Regions from separate parts of the Mus musculus genome. Here all the other regions are linked to region 3. A link is a loop called in an ENCODE intact Hi-C map of the cell type or tissue named here. Cell type or tissue: left cerebral cortex. All regions are shown on one strand.

Region 1 (8,000 bases), 150 kb after region 3:
TCGATATGGAAGCACCCAGAGAGGCCAAAAGGGGAACAAACAAGGATATAGAGCAGCTTAGCGGTAGGATTGGCTGGGGCGTGTGTGTATGTGTGTGTGTGTGTGTGTGTGTGTGTGTGTGTGTGTGTGTGTGTGTTTGTTTGTTTGTCTTGGGGATGTACAGTCTAGTTCTTCTTTGTTAGGTTGGCCAGGAAGGAGGCCACATGCATCCCACACACTATCTCCTGCCTTAGGCACCAGAGTCATTTATTCTTAAAGCAGAAAGAAACAGCCTTCAGAACAGAAAGCGGGGAGCCAATGGCTGGGGGGCAGAGTTCCAACCATGAAGGCCACCTGGAAGGGGCCAGGGGCAGGCGACACAGTGGAGAGAGGAGCCTCACCAGCCCTCTGAGCAGAAAGAGCCCAGGACATAGAGCTGTCCGGTAGCAGATATTTAATCTCCTGCCTGGGAAGGAAAGGAAGGCAGATAGAAAGATCAAAACAGCCCTCCACGTCTCAGTCTGAGAAGGACCACTCCTCAGCTGGTGCCTGGGCTGTAGTACGGAGCGATGGTGTCATATGACTACTTCTGCAAGGGGTTAAAGAAGCATACAAATATGACCCAGCTGCCGTGGTGGGCACTGTCATTGGCAATGCAGCACTGTTAACTGGATGACCTCACAAGCCATGCAAGTCCACAAGATCCTGCAGAGGGAGCGACTCCATCCTCCTCCCCCTTTAAATGGCTGCCTAGGAGAGCAGGTAGTAGCTGCCAATTGCCATGTCCCAGTCCTAGCCTAACATCTCAGGGTAGGACGTTGAAGCTGAAGCCATAAACTCAACCAAGCTGAAGGTGTGGCTGAACAGAGAAGGGGCCATGACAGTCAGTCCCATTTTGTGTTCTCTCATTGAGCTTCAACAGTCTAGGCATGCCTTAGGCATAGCCCTGCGTCCAGAAGAGCTGCTGGCCTGGAGGGAAACTTCATTCATTTCTCTGTAAAGCAGGCCAGGATCCCTTCTAGGGCTGCTGGGTATGGAGTAGAGTAGGGTAGCCCTGCCTCACTGACCTACTGGCCTTGACACTCTCTCTCTACAGCTCATCAGTGATGGCAGTGTGGTGTGTGCTGAAGCCCTGTGGGACCATGTCACCATGGATGACCAGGAGCTGGGCTTCAAAGCTGGGGATGTCATCGAAGTGATGGATGCCACCAACAGGGAATGGTGGTGGGGCCGAGTGGCAGATGGCGAGGGGTGGTTCCCTGCCAGCTTTGTACGGGTACGGCTCCAGTCTGTACTTTCCTAGGGTGGGGGTGGGGGTGGGGGTGGATTGAAGACTCTTGGCTCTGCTCAGAAGTCTGGGCCCCAAACAGCGCTGCAGTCCCAGGCATGGGGGGTGGACCGCACCCTCTCTGTTTGCCTCCAACCAGATGGGTATAGGATCAGAACTGTGGCACAGACATTCAATCCCCTGCTTGCCAGCCCTCTAGGGCCACAGAGAAGAGCAGATCAGAAATGTAAGAATATGATGCTTCAGAATTCGACCACTTTAATGCATCACTAAGCTAGACTGTGGGAACCGTGGAACACACACAGCCCTGAGGGGTAGAAATATGGGAGGAGGCATAGACAGCGTGATTATACCCAAGAGAACAAATGACCAGTTCCAATCTTAGGCTGCATCTGGTCACCAAAGAACTCTTGATTCAGACTCCCAAAGGTCAGGCAGAGGGAGAGAATTCCCTGGTTCTCGGGTACTCCAGGGCAGAGCCCCAACCCCTACCCTTTCCTAAACTTACAGGCTAGTGATCTAGCATGGTCTCTACCTAGGCACATGAATTCTTACACCTAGATGCCCTAGGATGAGGTTTGGTTCAGAAGAAGTCCCTAGTGCTTTGCTCCAATCCCTGATGAGAACAAAGTATACCAGAAGAGTAAGACAGTAGCTGTGGCTATCAAACTCACTATCCCCTGCCCCGGCTTTTGCGTCTAGGAGGCAGTTGCAGGGAAATTGTGGGTGTGCCCTTGGACCTGTGTGTCCTGTGGCAGCTACTGGCCTCAGCTTCAGATGACCTAGAGCGGAGTTCAGGGACTGACTAGAAGATGGCAGGGGTTAATCTGCCTTGCGTTGTTGTCTAAAGCTGCGCGTGAACCAGGATGAGCCCGCGGATGACTATGAGGCCCCGCGGGCCGGGGCTAGAGAGGCCGATGACAGCGGTCCAGAGGCTCAGAGCTGCAAGGACCAGATGCGCACAAATGTCATCAATGAGATCCTCAGCACTGAGCGAGACTACATCAAGCACCTTCGCGACATCTGCGAGGTGAGGAAGGCAGGCAGGGCTTGCTTGGAGAAGTGAGGGTAGTGGGCTGCGCAACTTAGGCTATAGGTTAGAATGGGATGGGCGCGGTCAGAGGGCGTGGTACACTGGTGCGGAGGGCGTGGCATATAGTGGGGTACACAGATGGGTCCCCGAGAGCTTGGCTCCGCCCCACCCCCCAGGGCTATGTCCGCCAGTGCCGCAAACGGGAGGATATGTTCAGTGAAGAGCAGCTGCGCACCATCTTTGGGAACATCGAGGACATCTACCGCTGCCAAAAGGCATTTGTGAAGGCTTTGGAGCAGAAGTTCAACACGGAGCGGCCACACCTGAGCGAGTTGGGGGCCTGCTTTCTGGAACACGTGAGTGCGCCTGGACCCATCCCGCACAGGACCCCTAAGCCCTAATAGGCTGCAGTGCCTGGCCCTCCCCTGACCCCACCCCATCCCTACTTGTCTCTGCTTGGCATCCTTGTGCTGTCCCAGGCCACCTACTCTTCCCCCAGAATTTTCCACACCAGGTTCACAGATAAGAGCTACTAGCCTTCCTGGGCAGACTGTCTTGTCCTCTACTGAAGCAAGTCGAGGGAATCTCCCCAGCTTCCAAGGCTCTTCCTGTTTAGCTTTGATAATCTTTTTTGAATCACCACTGATTTCATTCAAAGATAATAAAATAAAAACAGAGGCATGATCGGAATATCTCATAGAAGCCCTACCAGGAAAGTCCAGTAGCTCCAAGGATAGGCAGACACATCACAGCTAATTTTTTTCCATTCCCGGAATGACTACATAGTTTGTACCCAGCGAAGTAGATAGAACCAGCGCCTATATAAAATGCGGAAGCTCCTGACCCTCTCACCTTATGGCTGTGGCCTGTTGCCTGGGGAAACAGGAGACAGCCATCCTGACCTCCAGCTGTGCCCCCAGCAAGCAGACTTCCAGATCTATTCTGAGTACTGCAACAACCACCCCAATGCCTGCGTGGAGCTCTCCCGGCTCACGAAGCTCAGCAAGTACGTGTACTTCTTCGAGGCCTGCCGGCTGCTGCAAAGGATGATTGACATCTCGCTGGATGGCTTTCTGCTGACCCCGGTGCAGAAGATCTGCAAGTATCCCCTCCAGCTGGCGGAGCTGCTCAAGTACACACACCCCCAGCACAGGTAGAGGGCACAGGGTGGGGAGGGGAGCTGCCTGAGACTGCATGCCATCAGCCAGCACACTGAGTTATTTGCAGCGTGGGTACTGTTTGCAGAATGCTGGGTACTGCTTGTAGGCACTGGGAAACAGCTTAGGGTAAAGCAAGGCCACCACCTTGAGCTATACCGGAGTAGGGAAGTAGTACATTAGTAGTACATTAAACTGTTATACCTGGAAGTTATGCAGGAAAGGAGGGCTACTGTACTTAATAGGTAAGGCTGAGGGTAACCGCACATGGAATGGCCTCTGGAGACTTTACAGCTCTTCCTGCCCTCCAGCTTGCTGCACCCTGCTTCTGTCTGTTCTGCCCCAGGGACTTTAAGAATGTTGAAGCTGCCTTGCACGCCATGAAGAATGTGGCCCAGCTCATCAACGAACGGAAACGAAGACTTGAAAACATCGACAAGATTGCTCAGTGGCAGAGCTCCATAGAGGACTGGGAGGTGAGGGCCCCGGTGCCCAGGAAATCCTATGGGGTCTTTGCTTGAGAACTGTTCTTGCGCAGAAGGGATGAGAGGCGGGAACCCACTGCACTCCCAGGAGCTGCTGTAAGACAGGTTCTCTTGCACTGGGCCTCTGGTGGCGCCTCCACTTTGGCACCTAATGGTCTCCTTCCTATGTGCAACTTTTCCAGCCACTGCCAGCCTAGGGACAGCCCTAACCCAAGGAACTATGTGTCTAAGACACGCTGATCTGTTTCTCTGCCCCCAGAACAGGCTGGACTGCTAAGTTTTAGATAACTTCTAGAACTTTCTTTTTAAAAGATTTATTATTATATCTAAGTACACTGTAGCTGTCTTCAGACACACCAGAAGAGGGCGTCAGATCTCATTACGGATGGTTGTGAGCCACTACAGATGGTTGCTGGGATTTGAACTCAGGACCTTTGGAAGAGCAGTCAGTGCTCTTAACCGTTGATCCAGCCCAGCTTCTGGAACTTTTAACAGCTGAGTTTAGAGCCTGTGGTGGGACTAGAAATGGATGCTCACTTTTTCTGGGTTGCCCATCCCCATGTATCCGCCAGGAAGCAAGTAAAACTGATGCCTATGCATCCCTGCTCCTTAAAGGCATGGGGTGGGAGGACGCTGCCCCTCTGCACACAGCCATCCGCCACCTCTGCTCCCTACCCAGATGGAGCTGTGCCAGCTGTTGGGATGAGAGCATAAGGGACGCATGGAATAAGGCACAGGAAAGGAGAGAAGTAGAGTCCTAGGCCCTGTAATCGCACTGCGTCCTAACCCTTGGGTAGAGGCAGCAGGACAGTGCAGTAAGCCTGGTTCGGAGTCCATGCCTGGCCAAGGACTGGAAAGCAGAGTCATCCCCATGTTGGCATGGATGGCTGCCAGCAGCTCCGGCAGGTCAGTTTCAGGTACTAAATACATCTAGCTGCAGGGGCAAGTTCCTGCCAAGCCGAATTTTTCTCTAAAGCATTTAAAAGACAGGGTTGAGCCATGTCCAGAAGCCTGTACTTCTAAGAGCCACCTTCCAAAAGGAAGAGCGGGGCCGGGGCCTAGGAGTTAAAGTGCCACCTTGATCTGCATGCAAGCAAGAGGACCTGGATTCAGATTCCCAGCATCCACATTAAAAAAAAAAAAAAGGCGTGGTGATACACCTGCCTCTCACTCTTAGAGGGCGGAGACAAGATTCCTGAGACTTTCTGGCCACCCAGCCTAACTGATTTTATGAGTTCAGTGAAAAGACCTTGCTCAACGAATAAGGTAGAGATGGCTTGGCAGGTAAAGGTACCTGCTGCCAAAGATGCCGAAACTCATGCCAGTCTCCAGGACCCTTTGGTGGTGAGGATCCTGCCAGGGGTTCTCTGCGCTCCACACACTTGCATGTGTGCATGCACCGCCCCCAATAAATAAATAATAAAAGTTGTTTTTTTTTAAAAAGGTGGAAAGTCATTAAGACACCTGATTGCTGTTGACCTGTTCCTCCACCATGCTCATACATACATACAAGCACACATGAAGACACACACGTAAACATGTGGGCACACAACACACCACGCAAAATGAAACCGTAAAATGAACTTTAGGATTTTATTTAGCTCAATAGATCAAAATATTTCAACTGTAACCAACAAACATTTTTGACAGTTTCATACTCTTTGAGAAATTACAGTGTACTTCAGCGACCTCAGATCCCCAATGCTCGCCAGCCACCGAAGGCTATGACGACAGGGGTGGCTATGACGACAGGGGTGGGTCAGACCTACCTTTCTCTCCTCCCGCAGCCACACTTGCAAGGCTGCCTTTGGGCTTGAAGAGTGTTCCTCTTACCTTGCCCACTCGCCCACGGAGGCAGGAAGTAGAGCCTAAGGTTGGGCACACTTCCCTCATGGCTCTCCTTGGGGTTCACTCAGGGGGAAGACCTTCTGGTCAGGAGCTCGGAACTCATCCACTCGGGGGAGCTGACCCGCGTGACACAGCCTCAAGCCAGGAGTCAGCAGAGAATGTTTTTTCTCTTTGACCGCCAGCTCATCTACTGTAAAAAGGTATCCGAACCACCCTGCCTAGCCAGACCAGTCTCATGGAGTAGAGCCCCAGTCGGGCCCTTAGGATAGGCTCTCCATGATGAGCCCAGGGACACTGGGGGTAGCTGTTTGAATAGTGTGCTGTTGAGAACGTCCCCCTCCCCCCGACCTGGTCACTGTCACTGCCCACTCCTCAGATCAAGTCTCCCTCTGCAAGCCTTTGCCTCTGTCTCATGATTTCTCTGATCCCAGCAGCCTCTGGCCTCCTTACTGCTAGCTTCTGCTTCTTTCAAACCATGGCACAGTGGCCCCATGCACGAAGCCTTCCTTGTTCTCTCTGCTCTCTCCTGCACCATATGGACCGCTGCTTTAGTTTCTGAGGCTTTCTGCCCACCAGACCATGTGCACCTCAAAAGATTAGACTGTCCTGTCAGTCAGTGGCCTGGAGGGGAGGTGGGCATGGACCCTGGACATGAGCCAGGGCTCAGGGCAGCATCTGGCAGGATCTGCTTCGCCGGGACGTGCTGTACTACAAGGGCCGGCTGGACATGGATGACCTGGAGGTGGTAGATGTGGAAGATGGGAAGGACCGAGACCTCCATGTGAGTGTCAAGAACGCCTTCCGTCTGTACTGTGGTACCACGGGGGACAGCCACCTACTGTGTGCCAGGAAGCCAGAACAGAAGCAGCGCTGGCTGAAGGCCTTTGCCAGAGAGAGGGAGCAGGTGCGGCTGGACCAGGAGACAGGTGGGAGAACCTGCTGGGCCTTGCCTAGCCACTGGGGCCCACCCCCGCCTGGTAGAAATGGCCATTCCTGTGGTCAACCCTATTGACTGAGTCTGATGGGAGTAGCTCACTATTATGTGCCCATGTTGAGACCTGGGGGAGCCCCTTCCCACCGAGCCCTGGAGAACATGGGGTGGGTACTAACTAGAGAAGCCTTTCCCATCCTTTCCTGTTCCTTGGTCACCAGCTTCATGCTTTGGTTTGGTAGCCTCTATAGGGGTGAAGAAGCTAGGTATTAGAGAAGTGGGAAGGGGTAGAGTCAGTGGCTCTGGCAGAGACAGAAATGAGACAGTGGCTCAGGGAGCTTCGTTCTCTCCCTTGGCTGGCAAGACAGAATGGATGAGCAGGTGAGGGAAGTCCCTGCCATGCCAGGCTGTCTCAAGCGTGATAGGAATGGGGCACAGGAGGATAGCACCTGGACTAGAAAGCCCTCCAGGGAGGCACATGAGCAGCTGAAGGCAAGGTGGGGTCTCACATGTGTCCTTCCTCCAGGCTTCTCCATCACCGAGCTGCAGAGGAAGCAGGCCATGCTGAACGCCAGCAAGCAGCAGGCCACGGGGAAGCCTAAAGGTAAATGGGGAAGCATCTTACTCCCTGGGCAGTGCCAGCCTTGACTGCGTTTCCTTCTCCAAAGCAATGGCAGCTAGCCATCCATATCCCTGGAGAGGTCCACTGGCCACCCTTTACAGGCGTCTGTTTTCAAGGGTGGTAAGAGAGATGAGAGAGATGACAGTGTTTGCTTGACTTCTCTGACCTCCAGGAGACACCAGGAATTAGAGCTTACCTCCCTAGGCTGCTGATAGTGTGTCCCAGCCGCCTGTGAACAAGCCATCTCTCCCAACTTCATAGATAGAGGCAGACATTCCATGCCTTGGACCGTGGCCCTGGCCAGCCCTCAGGCTGCAGTAGGCCAGGCCAGGCCAAAAACTATTGATACCCAGGGATCGTGTGTGCTGTGGTTAGCCCCTTAGGAAGCAAGTCCTGTGTGGCTACTACTCTATGGAAGATCTACAGCAGAACCCACAAACAGGCCCCTTTGTCTGCTACCCTTGTGACCCCTGGTGTCTCTCTCTCCTCTGTCCAGCTGTGGGAAGGCCAGGATACCTGACCCGCCACAAGCATCCATCATTGCCTGCCAGCCGGCCCCAGCAGCAAGTGTTGGTGCTAGCAGAGCCCAGGCGGAAGCCATCTAACTTCTGGCACAGCATCAGCAGACTGGCGCCTTTCCGCAAGTGAGCCAGCATC
Region 2 (8,000 bases), 240 kb after region 3:
TGCAAAAATACTCAATAAAATCCTCGCAAACCGAATCCAAGAACGCATCAAAACGATCATCCATCATGATCAAGTATGCTTTATCCCAGGGATGCAGAAATGGTTTAATATGTGGTAATCCATCAATGGAATCCACTATATAAACAAACTCAAAGACAAAAACCACATGATCATCTATCTCATTAGATGCTGAGAAAGCATTTGACAAAAATCCAACACCCATTCATGATAAAAGTCTTGGAATGATCAGGAAATCAAGGCCCATACCTAAATGTAATAAAAGAAATATACAGCAAACCAGTAGCCAACATCAAACTAAATGGAGAGAAACTTGAAGCAATTCTACTAAAATCAGGGACTAGACAAGACTGCCCACTTTCTCCCTACCTATTCAATATAGTACTTGAAGTCCTAGTCAGAGCAATTACACATCAAAAGGAAATCAAGGGGATACAAATTGTAAAGGAAGAAGTCAAAATATAACTATTTGCAGGTGATATGTTGTTATATATAAGTGTCCCTAAAAATTCCACCAGAGAACTCCTAAACCCGATAAAAAGCTTCAGTAAAGTAGCTGGATATAAAATTAACTCAAACAAATCAGTGGCCTTTCTCTACACAAAGGATAAACAGGCTGAGAAAGAAATTAGAGAAACAACACCCTTCACAATAGTCACAAATAATATAAAATACCTTGGTGTGACTCTAACTAAGGAAGTGAAAGATCTGTATGATAAGAACTTCAACCTCTTGGTGATGGCACATGCCTTTAATCCCAGCACTTGGGAGGCAGAGGCAGGCAGATTTCTAAGTCTGAGGCCAGCCTGGTCTACAAAGTGAGTTCCAGGACAGCCAGGGCTACACAGAGAAACCCTGTCTTGAAAAAACAAAACAAAACAAAACAAACACACCCCCCCCCCCAAAAAAAAGAACTTCAAGTCTCTGAAGAAAGAAATTGAAGAAGGTCTCAGAAGATGAAAAGATCTCCAATGCTCATGGATTGGCAGGATTAATATAGTAAAAATCGCTATCTTGCTGAAAGCAATCTACAGATTCAATACAATCCCCATCAAATTTCCAACTCATTTCTTCACAGAGTTAGAAAGGGCAATTTGCAAATTCATCTGGAATAACAAAAAAACCTAGGATAGCAAAAACTATTCTCAAAATAAAAGAACCTCTGGGGGAATCACCATGCCTAACCTCAAGCTATACTATAGAGCAATTGTGATAAAAAACTGCATGGTACTGTACTGGCTAGTTTTGTGTCAACTTGACACAGCTGGAGTTATCACAGAAAAAGGAGCTTCAGTTGAGGAAATGCCTCCATGAGAGCCAACTGTAAGGCATTTCCTCAATTAGTGATCAAGGGGGAAAGGCCCCTTGTGGATGGGACTATATCTGGGCTGGTAATCTTGGTTCTATAAGAGAGCAGGTTGAGCAAGCCAGGGGAAGCAAGCCAGTAAGGAACATCCCTTCATGGCCTCTGCATCAGCTCCTGCTTCCTGACCTGTTTGAGTTCCAGTCCTGACTTCCTTGGTGATGAACAGCAGTATGGAAGTGTAAGCCAAATAAACCCTTTCATTCCCAACTTGTTTCTTGGTCATGATGTTTGTGCAGGAATAGAAACCCTGACTAAGACAGTACTGGTACAGTGACAGACAGGTAGATCAATGGAATAGAATTGAAGACCCAGAAATGAACCCACACACCTATGGTCACTTGATCTTTGACAAGGGAGCTAAAACCATCCAGTGGGAAAAAGGCAACATTTTCAACAAATGCTGCTAGCACAACTGGCGGTTTTCATGTAGAAGAATGCGAATTGATCCTTTATTATCTCCTTGTACAAAGCTCAATTCTAAGTGGATCAAAGAACTCCACATAAAACCAGAGACACTGAAACTTATAGAGGAGAAAGTGGGGAAAAGCCTCGAAGATATGGGAACAGGAGAAATTTTTCTGAACAGAAGAGCAATGGTTTGTGCTATAATATTGAGAATTGACAAATGGGACCTCATAAAATTGCAAAGGTTTTGTAAGGCAAAAGACACTGTCAATAAGACAAAAAGGCCACCAACAGATTGGGAAAGAATTTTTACCAATCCTAAATCTGATAGGGGACTAATATTCAATATATACAAAGAACTCAAGAAGCTGGACTCCAGAAAATCAAATAACCCTATTAAAATGGGGTACAGAGCTAAACAAAGAATTTTCAATTGAGAAATACTGAATGGCTGAGAAGCCCCTGAAAAAAAAATTCAGCATCCTTAATTATCAGAGAAATACAAAGCAAAACAACCCTGAGATTCCACCTCACACCAGTCAGAATGGCTTAGATCAAAAATTCACATGACACCAGATGCTGGTGAGAATGTGGAGAAAGAGGGACACTCCTCCATTGCTGGTGGGGTTGCAAGCTGATACAACCACTCTGGAAATCAGTTTGGTGGTTCCTTAGAAAACTGGTCATAGCATGACCGGAATATCCAGCAATACCTCTCCTGGGCATATATCCAGAAGATGTTCCAATTTGTCATAAGGACACTTGTTCCACTATGTTCATAGCAGCCTTATTTATAATAGCCAGAAGCTGGAAAGAACCCAGATGTCCCTCAACAGAAGAATGGATACAGAAAATGTGGTACATTTACACAATGGAGTACTACTCAGCTATTAAAACGAATGAATTTATGAAATTCTTAGGCAAATGGATGTATCTGGAGGGTATCATCCTGAGTGAGGTAACCCAATCACAAAAGAACTCACATGATATGCACTCACTGATAAGTGGATATAAGCCCAGAGACTTAGAATACCCAAGATTAAATTTGCAAAACACATGAAACCCAAGAAGAAGGAAGACCGAAGAGTGGATACTTTGTTCTTTCTTAGAATGAGGAACAAAATACCCATGGAAGGAGTTGTAGAGACAAAGTTCGGAGCAGAGCCTGAAGGAACGACCATCCAGAGACTGCCCCACCCTGGGATCCACTCCATAAACAACCACCAAATCCAGTCACTAGGCAGATGCCAACAAGAGCCTACTGACAGGAGCCTGATATAGCTGTCTCCTGAGAGACTCTGCCAGTGCCTGGCAAATACAGAAGTGGATGTTCACAGTCATCCATCGGACGCAGCACAAGGTCCCTAATGAAGGAGCCAGAGAAATACCCAGGGAGCTGAAGGGGACTGAAGCCCCATAGGAGGGACATCAATATGAACTAACCAGTACCCCCAGAGCTCCTTGGAACTATATCACCAATCAAAGAAAACACATGGTAGAATTTGTGGCTCTAGCTATATATGTAGCAAAGGATGGCCTAGTCGTTCATCAATGGGAGGAGAGGCCCTTGGTCCTGTGAAGGCTCTATGCCCCAGTGTAGGGGAATGCCAGGACCAGGGATGGGAGTGGGTGGGTTGGGGAGCAGGGGGAGCGGGGAGGGGATAGGGGATTTTTGGAGGGGAAACTAGCAAAGAGGATAACATTTGAAATGTAAATAAAGAAAATACCTAATAAAAAATAAAAAGAAGGTGCCACCATTCACCTGTGAAAGCTACAGTGGAATCTGCTGGAAGGCCCACAGTGGGGCAGGCGTACTTTCTGGGGAACTGAATTCAATTCTCCGTTGCTTTTCTAGACCGGGGCAAGCAGCTTGGGCCTCTCACCTCAGTTTCCTCCTCTATGTGAACTAATCTCACCTCCCAGGCATCCTGCAGGCATACAGATTTTTCTCCTCTAGCCTCTCCATTGCCCTTGTTGGCCCGCGGTTCCCAGGGATGCCAGCCCCATAGCCCTGAAATCCCTGAGAACCCATTGGATTTGAATCCAAGCCAGCCCTCCGCACAGTTCCATTGCAAGTTAAGTTGGAGAAACTGGTTTCGGGAAGGCTTCTCTCTCCTGTAGCATAGAATTTTCTGCATTTACTGTTCTTCCAGTCAGCTGCTGCTACTGGGAGCCGCCACTGGGTGTCAGGGTGGCCCCAGGAAAAGTCTCTTCTTGTCACCCAGCCTCAGCTAAACCTGATAAGTGGCGAGGGCTGAGCTGGAGGCTTAGCACACAAGGAGAGGCATAAAGGGTGAGCACCTCCCTGCATTCGTGCTCCTTACCTGAATTGTGCACCCCTCCCCACCCTCAAAAAACAGCCTGTCTATTGCGGACGTTTTAGGTATCTGGTGGATGAGGTGTTCAGCAAAAGGAGGGCATGCGAAGTCCTAAGACTCAGGGTCTCTTCTCGCCATTTTCTGTCACACCGGTGTTGAGGCAGACCCTAAGATGGGTGGACAGTGAGGTTTTTTTTACTGCCAGTCTGAGGTTGGCCTGTGCCAGTTTGCGAATGGCCTAGATCTGGTTGTTTTCATTGCTATGTGCTATGTAGGACATAGAGGCTGTCAGGGAACGTGGTCACTAGCCGGAGGAGGCAGCGGCTTGTTCAGTGGAGTACAGAGATAAGAAGAGTTTTAGAGAAAGAAGAAACAAGCTCTCTCTGTTCCCCACTGGGTATCCTCCCCAGTTCCAGAAGCACCTTTTATGAAGTACATGACCACAGCATCTGGCGGGGTGGGGGATAGCAGGGAGAGGTGAAGGCTAATGTAATGCTTAATCCAAGGCAACCGCTCAGAGAAGTTTACAGCCGAGAAGACAAGTCCAGTGTGAACCTGCGTCCGCAGAGAATACATGCTTCACAGAGTACATGTCCTACAAAATATGTGCCTGTTAGAGAGTATGAATCCCCTGGTGGGCTTATCTATCCTCCCTGCCCTAGATCTCCTGCTGCCTGCTGCTGACTGCCGGCATCTAAGCATTCTTTCACTTCTACCTAAACTATCAATCTTGTCACCGGTGCGGATGCCTGAGATGTGCAGCTATCATGGCAGGCTTTGCCCTTTGTACTGGAAGGTCTCCTATGGGAGCTTGGACAGCTGCATCTCAGGGCTCTGGCTAGATGTGGCCATGCAGAAACCAGGCTGACCTTTCTAGGCACACCCCTTCCACATCCAGGCACACCCCTTCCACATCCATGTAGGCTGCCTACATGGACTTGAGTTTTCTTTCTGCTTGCTGGCCAGATGGGGTCTGCAGGCACGGTACCTAGGGCACTCAAAGAGTATAAAAGGGCCGATGATCTACTGTAGCCGTGAATGGAAGACCTGAACACCAGTCTTTTGCACTGAACTAGATAGAAGTTGTGACCAGAAGTAAATCAAGGACTTCTTCACTTTATGTCTTAGGATATTCATTTATCAATTTATCCGTCCATCTACCCATGTACCCATCTACCTCACCTCTCATCTGCTGACACCCTCATTTCCTCCCCAGATGTTTTGTAAGCGGCTGCTGTAAGCTAGGCCTGGGTGGGAGCTTGCTCAGCAACAGTGTGTGGTTAAGAACAGGAATACTCCAGTCCATATCCCTGTGCTGGGTGTGGGACCCACTGTGAACTAAGGAGGCTGTCTATGGGTGCCTGTGTACAGTCTTTATAGCATTTGGACTGCAGTGCCCCTTGCCCCCTGACCTGGTGTATCTATAGACTCCTGCTTCTGCCTTTCCATCTCATCCCCATTCCTCCTCCCCCTAACTTTCTCTCCTTCCTCCTCCCTCTGCTTCCTCCCTTCTTTCTTATCTCCTAGGTTTTCCCACCAGAGTCTTCATCCAACACATGCCCCTCCCCACCCCTGCCCACTGGTCTAGTCTCAGTTGTGGCAGACAAACACTTGCAAAGATGGAGGAGAGATGGGGCGTGAGGAATGGCTTGGTGCTAGAGCACCTACCTCTTCCCCCTTTCCTCGGCTGGTCCCTTCTCTGCTTTCTTTCTCTTGGAGGGACAAGTTGGATGATGCTATCTAGCACCGAGCCGCCCTGCTGTTTCATTCCCCCATCTCCCTCTGTAATTGCTTCTCTGCCCTAGCTCAGACCAAGCCAGACATGGGGAGCAGGGCAAGCTAATGAGTTGAGTGAAGAACCTGTTGGTTGTGGGAGGTGCCTGGGTACCAGTAACCCCCAGGGCTTAGAAATCTCCACTCTGTGATTGCACTGTCTCCATGTTCTTTTGGCTGCCTGTCCTTGCTGGTCATAGGTAAGCAAGGCTTTCATAATAAGCAAGAGAGAGAAGAATGCTGAGCAGAGCTTGGTGGCCGCATTCTGCACTTGTAATCTTTGCTAAGAAAATACCTCTTTGAGCCAGTTGGGGGAGCTAGTCTGTCCAGTGGAGCCAGAAAGACTCAAGAGCCCATCTGGCTTGGTGAACTTGTGAACCGGGCCAACATCTCTCTCTTTGGCAGAGGTTGGGGCCAGGCCGGGGCTCTGCCCACAGATGTAGATCTGTGGAAGGGCAGTCTGGACGTCATCCAGAGTTTGAGGAATGAATGGGAGCTGTTTATTTTGTGGTTCACATGAGGCGACTCCACAAGCGCATCCCATAAGGGACTTTCTTATGTTCTGGGATGGGTCTTATCATGTTGTGATATGCAAGGTGTCTTAGATAGCACACTCTAGCTCTGTAGCTATCTGTTAACAGCAGCACGTGAACATACGTGAGAAGAGGGTGTCCTCTGCAGAGTGCCAGGGATCCCCATGCAGGGCTGCTTATAGTAGTTCCCTTTACTTGTTTATATATATTTTCTTTTAAGATTTCCTTTGAGAAATGAATGCACTGGGAGGGGGCACTGTTTAGGGATAAAGGGACAATGTAGGTGCCACCAAAGGCTGTAACTCAGTTTTTGACCTGAGCTCATTTGGGGAAGGGGGAGGAAAGAGCTGATGATCTAGCTATGGAATCAGAGGGCAGAGACTCAGCCTCTTGGTTCAAAGGCCAGGGGTGGCAGAAACATCTGTGAAGTCCCAGGTGCTCCAGGAACCTGCCATTCCGGGTGTGGCCACAGCCCCAGTTAGTGGTCCTGGCCATGCAACACTGTGCCCTGTGAGCCAGGTGCTTCACTTAGCCATCCCTGCCCTAGGATAAGAGCCTGGAGTGCATTGCCCAAAGCCTGATGGTGGGTGTCTCTCCTGGAGCTGGCAGTGGCATAAAGATTCTTCTAATGGATGACTTTTGAGATGCCACCGTGCATAAATGTGGAAAAGTTGTTTTGGTTTGATCACTGTGTCGGAAGGATTTCTCTGCGTAGCTCAAGCTGTCATCTCCATGGCTCACTGTGAGGCCCTTTATCTTGTGAATATTTGTGCATTACTTGGTGACAACCTCATAAATACTGTTGAAGGATGGAGGCCTCCCTCTGAAAAGTCCTTCTAGCTGTGGCAGACGGTACCAGCCTAACACTACAGGGTGAGAAACGGAACTTAGTGCAGGCTGGGGAGGCTCGGTGCTGAGTTTGAGGAGCAAGCTCGCCACAGCCGTAGGACAGGGAGGCTTCTGGGGCAGGTGTAGAAGAGGCTCAGGCTGCACAGCTCTTGGTGTGACAGGCGTGATGGCTAATACTGGTTGTCATCATGATTGGATCCAGAACCAACTAAGAGACATTGCTGCGGGTGAGTCTGTGAGGCCATTTGGGGGCAGGATTAAAGAAGGGGATGGGGAAGACTCTCTCTGTGAGATGCATGGTGTCCTAGATAGCACACTCCAGCTCTGCAGCTAGTTGTTAACAGCATCATGGGCACATAAATGGGAAGAGGGTATCCTTTACTGAGCACCGGGGGTCCCCTCGTTGTTTATATAAGCTCTCTTACCTGTTTATATAGGCTTTCTTTTAAGTCTCCCCTTGAAAAAAGGAATCCAGGGATCAGGGAGAGAAGGTGGCTAGGGATAGAGGGACACAGGGGACCCCATCAAAGGCTGCAACCCATTTTTGACCTGAGCTCATTTGGGGCAGGGGGTGTGGACGGTTGAAAATCTGCAGGAGGGGCAGAAGGAGGAGACTCAGCCTGTGTTTCAAAGGCTAGATGGAATGGGCATGCCTGTAGGCAGTACCTTCCCTCTGCAGAATGCTGCTGAGGGAAAGCAGCATTCGTTTGCCTGCCTTGCTGGTGACCTGCCTTGCGG
Region 3 (8,000 bases):
GCTCTATTGCTACAAGAGAGAAGATTCTCCTCAAGGACACACTTAGCAACTTTTAGATCGTTTACTTGTGTCTGGAGCCTTTCGATTTTATCACACAACTCCTTCCTTTCATTCATCATTTTTTCCACAGATACTAAGAGCAGCCAGCCAGTAAAATCATTTTTCGATTTTTTCCCCATCTTGTAGAAAGCTTTGTGCACTGAATCACCTAATTCATTAAGAAAATCAAGGGCATTAGCTTCTTTAAGTTCGGAATATAGTTTCAACCATGGGTCTTCAAAATTCTCTGAGCTCCCAGGAGGGAGAGAATCTGGAGAGGTTTCAATATTTGAAAGTGCAGGTGGATCAACAAGCCAATTCCAGTATTTTAAAAGATTCATCCTTGTACTTCTGTTACTCTAGAACCACTCCTGGTACCAACTTCTGTATTAGTCAGGGTTCTCTAGAGTCACAGAACTTATGGATAATTTCTAAATAGTAAAGGAATTTATTGATGACTTACAGTCGGCAGCCCAATTCCCAACAATGGTTCAGTCGCAGCTGTGAATGGAAGTCCAAGGATCTAGCAGTTACTCAGTCTCACGCAGCAAGCAGGCGAAGGAGCAAGAGCAAGAGCTAGACTCCCTTCTTCCAATGTCCTTATATTGTCTCCAGCAAAAGGTGTAGCCCAGATTAAAGGTGTGTTCCACCACACCTTTAATCCCAGATGAAAGGCATAGCCCAGATTAAAGGTGTGTTCCTTAACTCGGAGATTCAATCTTCTGGAATCCATAGCCACTATGGCTCAAGATCTTCAAACCAAGATCCAGATAAGGATCTCCAAGCCTCCAGATAAGGGTCACTGGTGAGCCTTCCAATTCCGGATTGTAGTTCATTCCAAATATTGTCAAGTTGACAACCAGGAATAGCCACTACAGCTATATTCCCAAAGATGTCCCTTGCCCTCAGCCCACGTTTTTGTGGGGTCTACGATGACAGACAACTTAGACTCTTCTCTGTTCCTCTGTCTACTGCCTGCTACTGATCTTGCCTACACCAGCCTGGAAACACTGCAAAGTCCCAAGACCCCCAACTCCTTCTCAGCCTGGCCTGGAGCTTTGACCCAACAGCAGGTTATGTGGTTATCTTTATATTTAAATTCCACTTTTTTTCATTATTTTAAAATTTTATTATTATTTATATTAGTTGCTGTGATGAGAGTTTTCTGTGAAGAGACACCATGACCACAGGCAACTGCTATAAATAAAAGAAAGCATTTAACTGGGGGCTTCTTACAGTTTCTGATGGTTAGTCCATGATCATCACAGTAGGAAGTGTGGCAACAGGGAGGAATGGGACTGGAAGCTTAACTGATCTTCAGGCAGAGAGAGAGAGAGAGAGAGAGAGAGAGAGAGAGAGAGAGAGAGAGAGAGAGACTGGGCCTAGAGTGCACCTTTGAAACCTCAAGGCCACTTGAGTGATGCATCTGCCCCAACAAGGCCACACCTCTTAATCCTTCCCAATCAATTCCACTAACCAGGGACCAAGCACTCAAATATATGAGCCTATAAGGACTATTCACATTCAAAAATTCTAGTGTGCATATCAAATAATGTCATATTCTTTATTTCCTTTATTAAGGATGCAGAGTCTACCCTGCAGCTATTTCCTTAGAATTGAAGCATTCCACCCTAGAGGGAAGCTCAAGAAAGCCCAGAAAGTTCTAAAAGAAGGATTATGAGCAACTTCAAAAATTCAGGAAGTCTCCACCCCTGCCGCAAGGTTTTATAAGCAGCAAGGACAGCTAAAGAACCTCTCTGACCTTGTCTGTCTGCATGACGTGCTGTGAACCCCAGGTTTCCAGTTGTCACGAGCTGTCACGCATGCAGGGGTGAGCTTCAGTGATGCTGTCTTTGAGTCACTTCTGTGACTTGTAAGTAACTCTTCATTCACAATCCTTCAAGCAACCCCAATAAACTCCTTGATTCACGGAGTTAGAGTTTATGGAATGATTACTTTGTTCTGTTTTCAATTATCTATCTGGGGTGAGTAGACATTGATCCACTTCTCCCTGGGGATAGTGTCACATGCAGGTTCATGTAGACCAGGCTGGCCTCAAATTCCTTGTGTATTTCAGGATGGCCTTGAGTTCCTGATCTCCTCTATCTCTAGAAAGCCTCCATCTCCCAAGGGCTGAGATTGCTAAACTAACCAAAACATTTGACTCCTTGTCAATTTGACACATAAACACATCACTATGAAAACATAGCCTTTCCTTTGTGTCTATCTCCAAGACTTTATAAAACATTGTTAGCTTTAAAACTTCCATAATATATTTTTTTAAATCCACACTTTGGAATTTCAAAGTCTCTTCCACTGCATACCCATTGCTGTCCTTGACAGACTGCCTATGGTTGTGGTACGTCCAATATCTTGGAGTTTCCCCTAAAATTAAGGTTTTACCTTTATTTCTCAGATATTTTTGCCTCAATGATGCTGATCTCTTAAAAATCACAGCTGGTTTTTCAGCCCCAGATAACTAGCAATCATGGATTTTTTTTTACATTTTTATTTTTCTATTTACTTATTTATTTATTTTGTGGCAGGGTCTCACTGTGTAGCCCTGGCTGGCTTGAACCTTGTGGTGTAGACCAGGCTGGTCTTAAAGTCACAGACATCCTCCATCTCCCAAGTACTGGAGTTCAAGGTGTGCACCAGCATGCTCAACTCAACCAGAGACTTCTAATTCAAATACTTTAAGTATTGAGTATTTACTTTCTTCTTAAATGTCACAAGTCACACCTATATTCTCTGCATTTCTCATACCATTATTATCTTCCCAACGCCTGGTTAGAGCATCCACGTAAGCTTGAGCACTCAATATCTTTTCTTGCTCAGAGTTTCAAACACATGACAATCTTTCAAAAGGTTAAAAACATGATTAGGTCTGTTGCTGCAACAACCCCCACTTCTGGTAGTAATTTCTGTAGTATTTTTTTCTCTGTCGCTGAGATAAATATTCTAACCAAAAGCAACTCATGCAAGGAAATCATTTCTTTGAGTTATGAGGTCAGGAGGTCAAGAAAGAACTGAAGCAGAAACCATGGAGAAATGCTGCTTACTGGCTTGCTTCCTAACTCTGCTTAGATACCTTTCTGATTTAGCCTAGGACCCCTGTCTAGGGATGCACTGTCCACAGTGAGCTGGGTCCCCCTATACCAATCAGCCATCAAGGAAATGCCTTATATGCATGCCCACAGGCCAGTCTGATTGAGTCAAACTCTCAGTTGAGGCTCCCTCAAAGAGTTTTAGACTATGTCAGGTTGAAGGTTGAGGCTAAGTAACTCTCCCTTGCACTTTCTTTTTTGTTTGGTTTATTTCTAGTTTTAAATCACCATTCTCAAAGTGCAAGGAAGTTAAGTTAATAATACAATGAGAGCCAGGTCAGTGTCCCTCTGACTTGTAAGGAGGTGAAAGACATATGCATTATAAACTATAAAATACTGTTGTAGACTCTTGAGAATATTGAACAATTAGAAGCAATCCACTCTCATGGATTAGAAGACTTAGTGTTTAGAAGCCGAAATACCTTATGTGATCTTTATATTCAGTAAAGTTATCAGAAAAAAAAATCACTCCTCAGACTTGATAGAAGTTAGACATGTAGATCAGTGAAATAAACTGAGATTCCTGAATAAAAACTTTTATGACTATGGTCAGATGGCTTTCAATGAGAGGAACAAGTCTATTCAATTTCTCCAACAATTCATACAGAGACAGCTTAATGTTCATGCTGAAATGAATTAATTTGAATCCTCCATCTTACACCATGTGCAAAAAAAAAAAAAAAAAAAAAACTCTAGATTAATGACACACATCAGAGCTAAAGTCCACAAGACACTTAGGAGAAAAACTGGAGATAAATCATTACTTAGTAATGAAGAGAGGGAGGACCAGCTCTTTCCCAAGATACAGAATATAGGTTAACTGGGGCATGGGCGGTGGCTTGCTTGGTAAAGTGCCTGCCAGGCAACCAGGAGGACTGGCATTCAGATCCCTGGCACCCAGACAAAAGCTAGGCATGATAGCAGATGTCTATAATCTCAACCCTGGGGGAGATGAGAAAGAGAAAGATACATCCCAAGAACTCACTGGATGGCCAATTGATGAGTTCCAAGGAAGTCCTACTGTGTGTTTTCAGTCTTTGCTGTGGCAGCTCTGAGGGATCCTCTCACTCCTCACCCTTGCTTGGTGTGATGTGGGACTGACTTCACCAGTACAGCTGGCAACGCCTCCACAGCCCAGAAGCTGGGGCAAGTGGACGTGGGTGTCTCTGGAGGTGGACACACCCTGGCTGACTGCCGTGCCTGTGGCTCCTTCCATTAGATCCTGCTTAGATCTGTTCCCTGTACACGCGCGCGCACACGCGCACACACACACACACACACACACACACACACACAGTGCCTGGGATTCTATCCACTTTCAAGATTCAAACATGGCTCCTGGAAGCTCTGCTTGTCTTTACATGAAACACCCCTGAGAGGAGGTTTGAGCACTGACTATCACCTCCGCAGAGACAGTAGGTGTTTCATCCCATCTGAGGGAGTTTGCTGTCCCAAGAAATAGGTGCTGTCTTCCCCAAGTTGTCACGCAAGACAGCACTGATTTTCTTCAAAATCCATGCTCAGTGTGATGGTTAATATTAATTGTCAACTTGGTAGGACTCAGAATCACCCAGAAGACAAACCTAGGAGCACACCTGTGAGAGATTATTTAGATAAGGCTAGCCTCTCAGTTCACCTGTGAGGGAGTCTCTAGATTATGATTATAGAGATAGAAAGATCCAATTTCACGGTAGTCAGTGCAACCCACGAGGGAATGGAATGATTAAGAGGAGAAAGCTAACAGGGTAGGAAGGTTCACAGCTCTCTCCTGATTGGCTGTGGATGCAACATGACCAGCTGCTTCACATTCATGTTGCTGTGGTCTCCCTGCCATGATAGAGTACATACTCTGGGAGCCAAGAGAAACACTTCTCTTGGATCTCTTTAGCTGGGGCATTTTGTCACAGCAATGAAGGAACAAACACACCCACCATCCCACTTAGTTTCTAGAATTATGGGGCTCAAGTCTAGTGGATCTGTAAAGACAGGGTACAAAGTATGACCTCCGAGGAGGTGCATTGCACTCCCAAAGAACTCCCGGGGAGGTCTCATTTATGAAAGTACAAAGCCAGGGACACACGTGATAGAATAAGGACAGGGGCAAATGGGAGAAAGGACATAAAAAATGAACTCATTGCCTAAATATAAGTCATTTAGTTTATGCCTAGAAAGAAATACAGTGGGAATTACATGATATTTGGTTTAATGGCCACTTTCAGCCATTACCCCAAAAGCACAGACAACAAAAGAAATATTGGATAAGCTGAGCTTCATTAAAACTAAAGCATTAATGTCTCAACATAGTCACCTGATATAGTGAAAAGCAACCCAGGTGTCTGCTGTGTGCTGTACTTTCGGAGCACAGACTTCTCAAACTCTCACAACTTTACAATACAATCACACAGTTCCATCCAAAAACTAGCAAAGAAATAAACAGCTGAAAAGCAAGAAAAGAAAATAGACATGTCTCCTAAGAAGGTATTAAAGTATCTGAAGTACACAAAAAGATGGACAATGCTATTTATCACCTAGAAACTGAAGCTTCTGAAATAGAGTACTGCTTCACAGCCAGGGGGATGGCTGCAATTAACACACACACACACACACACACACACACACACACACACACACACAGGCATGCACATGCACACAAACATACATGCATGAGCATGCACACACACACAAAGAAGGAAAGGAAAGGAAAGGAAAGGAAAGGAAAGGAAAGGAAAGGAAAGGAAAGGAAAGGAAAGGAAAGGAAAGGGAAGGGAAGGGAAGGGAAGGGAAGGGAAGGGAAGGGAAGGGAAGGGAAGGGAAGGGAAGGGAAGGGAAGGAAAGGAAAGGAAAGGAAAGGAAAGGAAAGGAAAGGAAAGGAAAGGAAAGGAAAGGAAAGGAAAGGAAAGGAAGAAAATGAATAGTGTTGGTGAGATTGTGGAGAAATTGGAACCCCTATGCAAAATCCTCTGTCTACTTTCCAGGCAAAGGCCTGGTTTCATCTTACCCCAGAGCTCCACATTCCAGGGAAAAGAACAATCATTTACACTTTCCTTTGCTGTGATCAAACACCTGACCTGAACCAACACAAAGGAGGGTTTATTCTGGCTCACACTTTGAGAGTATAGTGCATCATGGCAGAAAGTCACAGCAGCAGGACCATGAGGCAGCAGGTTACACTGCATCACTGCAGCAGGAGTGTGAGGCAGTGGATCACACTGCATCACTGCAGCAGGAGTGTGAGACAGCAGTCACACTGCATCACTGCAGCAGGAGTGTGAGACAGCAGTCACACTGCATCACTGCAGCAGGAGTGTGAGACAGCAGTCACACTGCATCACTGCAGCAGGAGTGTGAGACAGCAGTCACACTGCATCACTGCAGCAGGAGTGTGAGACAGCAGTCACACTGCATCACTGCAGCAGGAGTGTGAGACAGCAGTCACACTGCATCACTGCAGCAGGAGTGTGAGGCAATGGATCACACTTCATCACTGCAGCAGGAGTGTGAGGCAGTGGATCACACTGCATCACTGCAGCAGGAGTGTGTGGCAGTGGTTACACTAAATCATTACAGCAGGAGTCTGAGACAGCAGTCACACTACATCACTGCAGCAGGAGTGTGAGACAGTGGATCACACTGCATCACTGCAGCAGGAGTGTGAGACAGCAGTCACACTGCATCACTGCAGCAGGAGTGTGCGGCAGTGGATCACACTGAATCATTACAGCAGGAGTGTGAAACAGCAGGTCACATTACATCCTCAGTCAGGAAGAAGGTAACTTCAGGTGCTCAGCTCATGCCCTCCTTTTTATTCGGTCTAGGAGCCCAGCTCGTACAACTCTAGCCCACAATCTAAGAACTCCCTGAGGTTCGAGCTTGGAGGTTTCTTTCCTGTGTAATTCTCTATCCACTCAAACTGTCAATCAATATGAACTGTCACAGAGAGGAAGCTACTTGCAGCAGACACCTTGCCAGATGCCCATTTTCCTCATTTAATCCTCTCAACTTTTAACCATGGGAGGCTCTTTCACCTGGTTTTAGGGATTAAGAGAGTTTAGGTGACTGCTTGAGGACACCCAGTAAAGGGACATATAAAGAACAGAGCATTCCATTCTCTTTTCGTGTCAAAGGGACCTCCTGTCTTTCAAGCACCCATGGATAAAGGTCTCTAGCAGGTCTTAGGGGTTGGGAGTGCATATTTGGGATGATAGCCCTTTTGTCCAAACCTCCTCTTGGTGTTTCATGGTAGGCCAAACAGCTTCTGGGAGCCATGCTTGAATCTTGAAGGTGAGTAGAGTCCCATGTTCTCTCCTCTGCCAAGAACAGGTCTAGGCAGGATGGAAGAGAAGGAGTTACAGGCATGACAGCCAGGGCTCAGCCACATCCAGACACACCCACCTCCACCTGCCCTGGCTCCCAGCCCAGGGAGGCTTTGCCATCTCCTCTGGTGGAGGTGGACTCACCAAACCAAGCAAAGGTGAGTGGTAAGAGGGTGCCTGTGAGCTGCCACAGCCAAAACTGAGGACACACAGTGGGGTTTCCTTAGATGGTGTAAACATATATTCTTTCCCTCTCCCCTCCAGCCCTCACTCTATAGAGAACACAACATCACACACACACACACACACACACACACACACACACACACACACACGAGCATTCCTTTATATCACACAGACCATACCTATATTACATTAACCCCACTGTACTGGCTGCTTTTGTGTGTCAACTTGACACAAACTGGAGCTATCACAGAGAAAGGAGCTTCCCTTGAGAAAATGCCTCCATAAGATCCAGCTGTAAGGCATTTTAGTGATCAAGAGGGGAGGGCCCAGCCTATTGTGGGTGGTGCCATCCCTG

What was found. A loop is a pair of places that touch in the nucleus more often than their neighbours do. Peaks named below come from ENCODE experiments on the same cell type or tissue, not always from the same donor. Only the 100,000 strongest peaks of a DNase experiment are listed, where the experiment ranks them.
Region 1: it touches region 3 in a loop (2.1-fold over the local background); 4 of 42 quality-filtered maps call a loop at or near these places.
Region 2: it touches region 3 in a loop (2.4-fold over the local background); 8 of 42 quality-filtered maps call a loop at or near these places.

Annotation. Positions count from the first base shown.
Region 1 is chr1:34,803,839-34,811,838 of GRCm38, forward strand. It overlaps Arhgef4 (Rho guanine nucleotide exchange factor (GEF) 4), which reads left to right. Exons shown (of 14, transcript NM_001368773.1): 6 at 1,076-1,255; 7 at 2,118-2,297; 8 at 2,477-2,656; 9 at 3,221-3,453; 10 at 3,804-3,933; 11 at 5,859-5,990; 12 at 6,473-6,716; 13 at 7,248-7,325; 14 at 7,840-8,000. The coding sequence ends at 7,991. Among named protein-coding and RNA genes, the nearest start is that of Gm32790, 15 kb to the left of the region's middle. In left cerebral cortex, a CTCF peak has its summit at 4,357; DNase peaks (open chromatin) are centred at 174, 639, 1,325, 1,636 and 2 more places; H3K27ac peaks cover 115 bases.
Region 2 is chr1:34,887,785-34,895,784 of GRCm38, forward strand. It overlaps the pseudogene Gm19430. Among named protein-coding and RNA genes, the nearest start is that of Plekhb2, 42 kb to the left of the region's middle. In left cerebral cortex, CTCF peaks have their summits at 3,970 and 6,181 (motif pointing right); DNase peaks (open chromatin) are centred at 3,983, 4,374 and 6,248.
Region 3 is chr1:34,650,133-34,658,132 of GRCm38, forward strand. It overlaps Gm38647 (a long non-coding RNA gene), which reads right to left. Exons shown (of 4, transcript XR_865332.2): 4 at 7,104-7,468. Among named protein-coding and RNA genes, the nearest start is that of Gm38647, 13 kb to the right of the region's middle. In left cerebral cortex, no CTCF peak of the experiment used is centred here; a DNase peak (open chromatin) is centred at 4,319.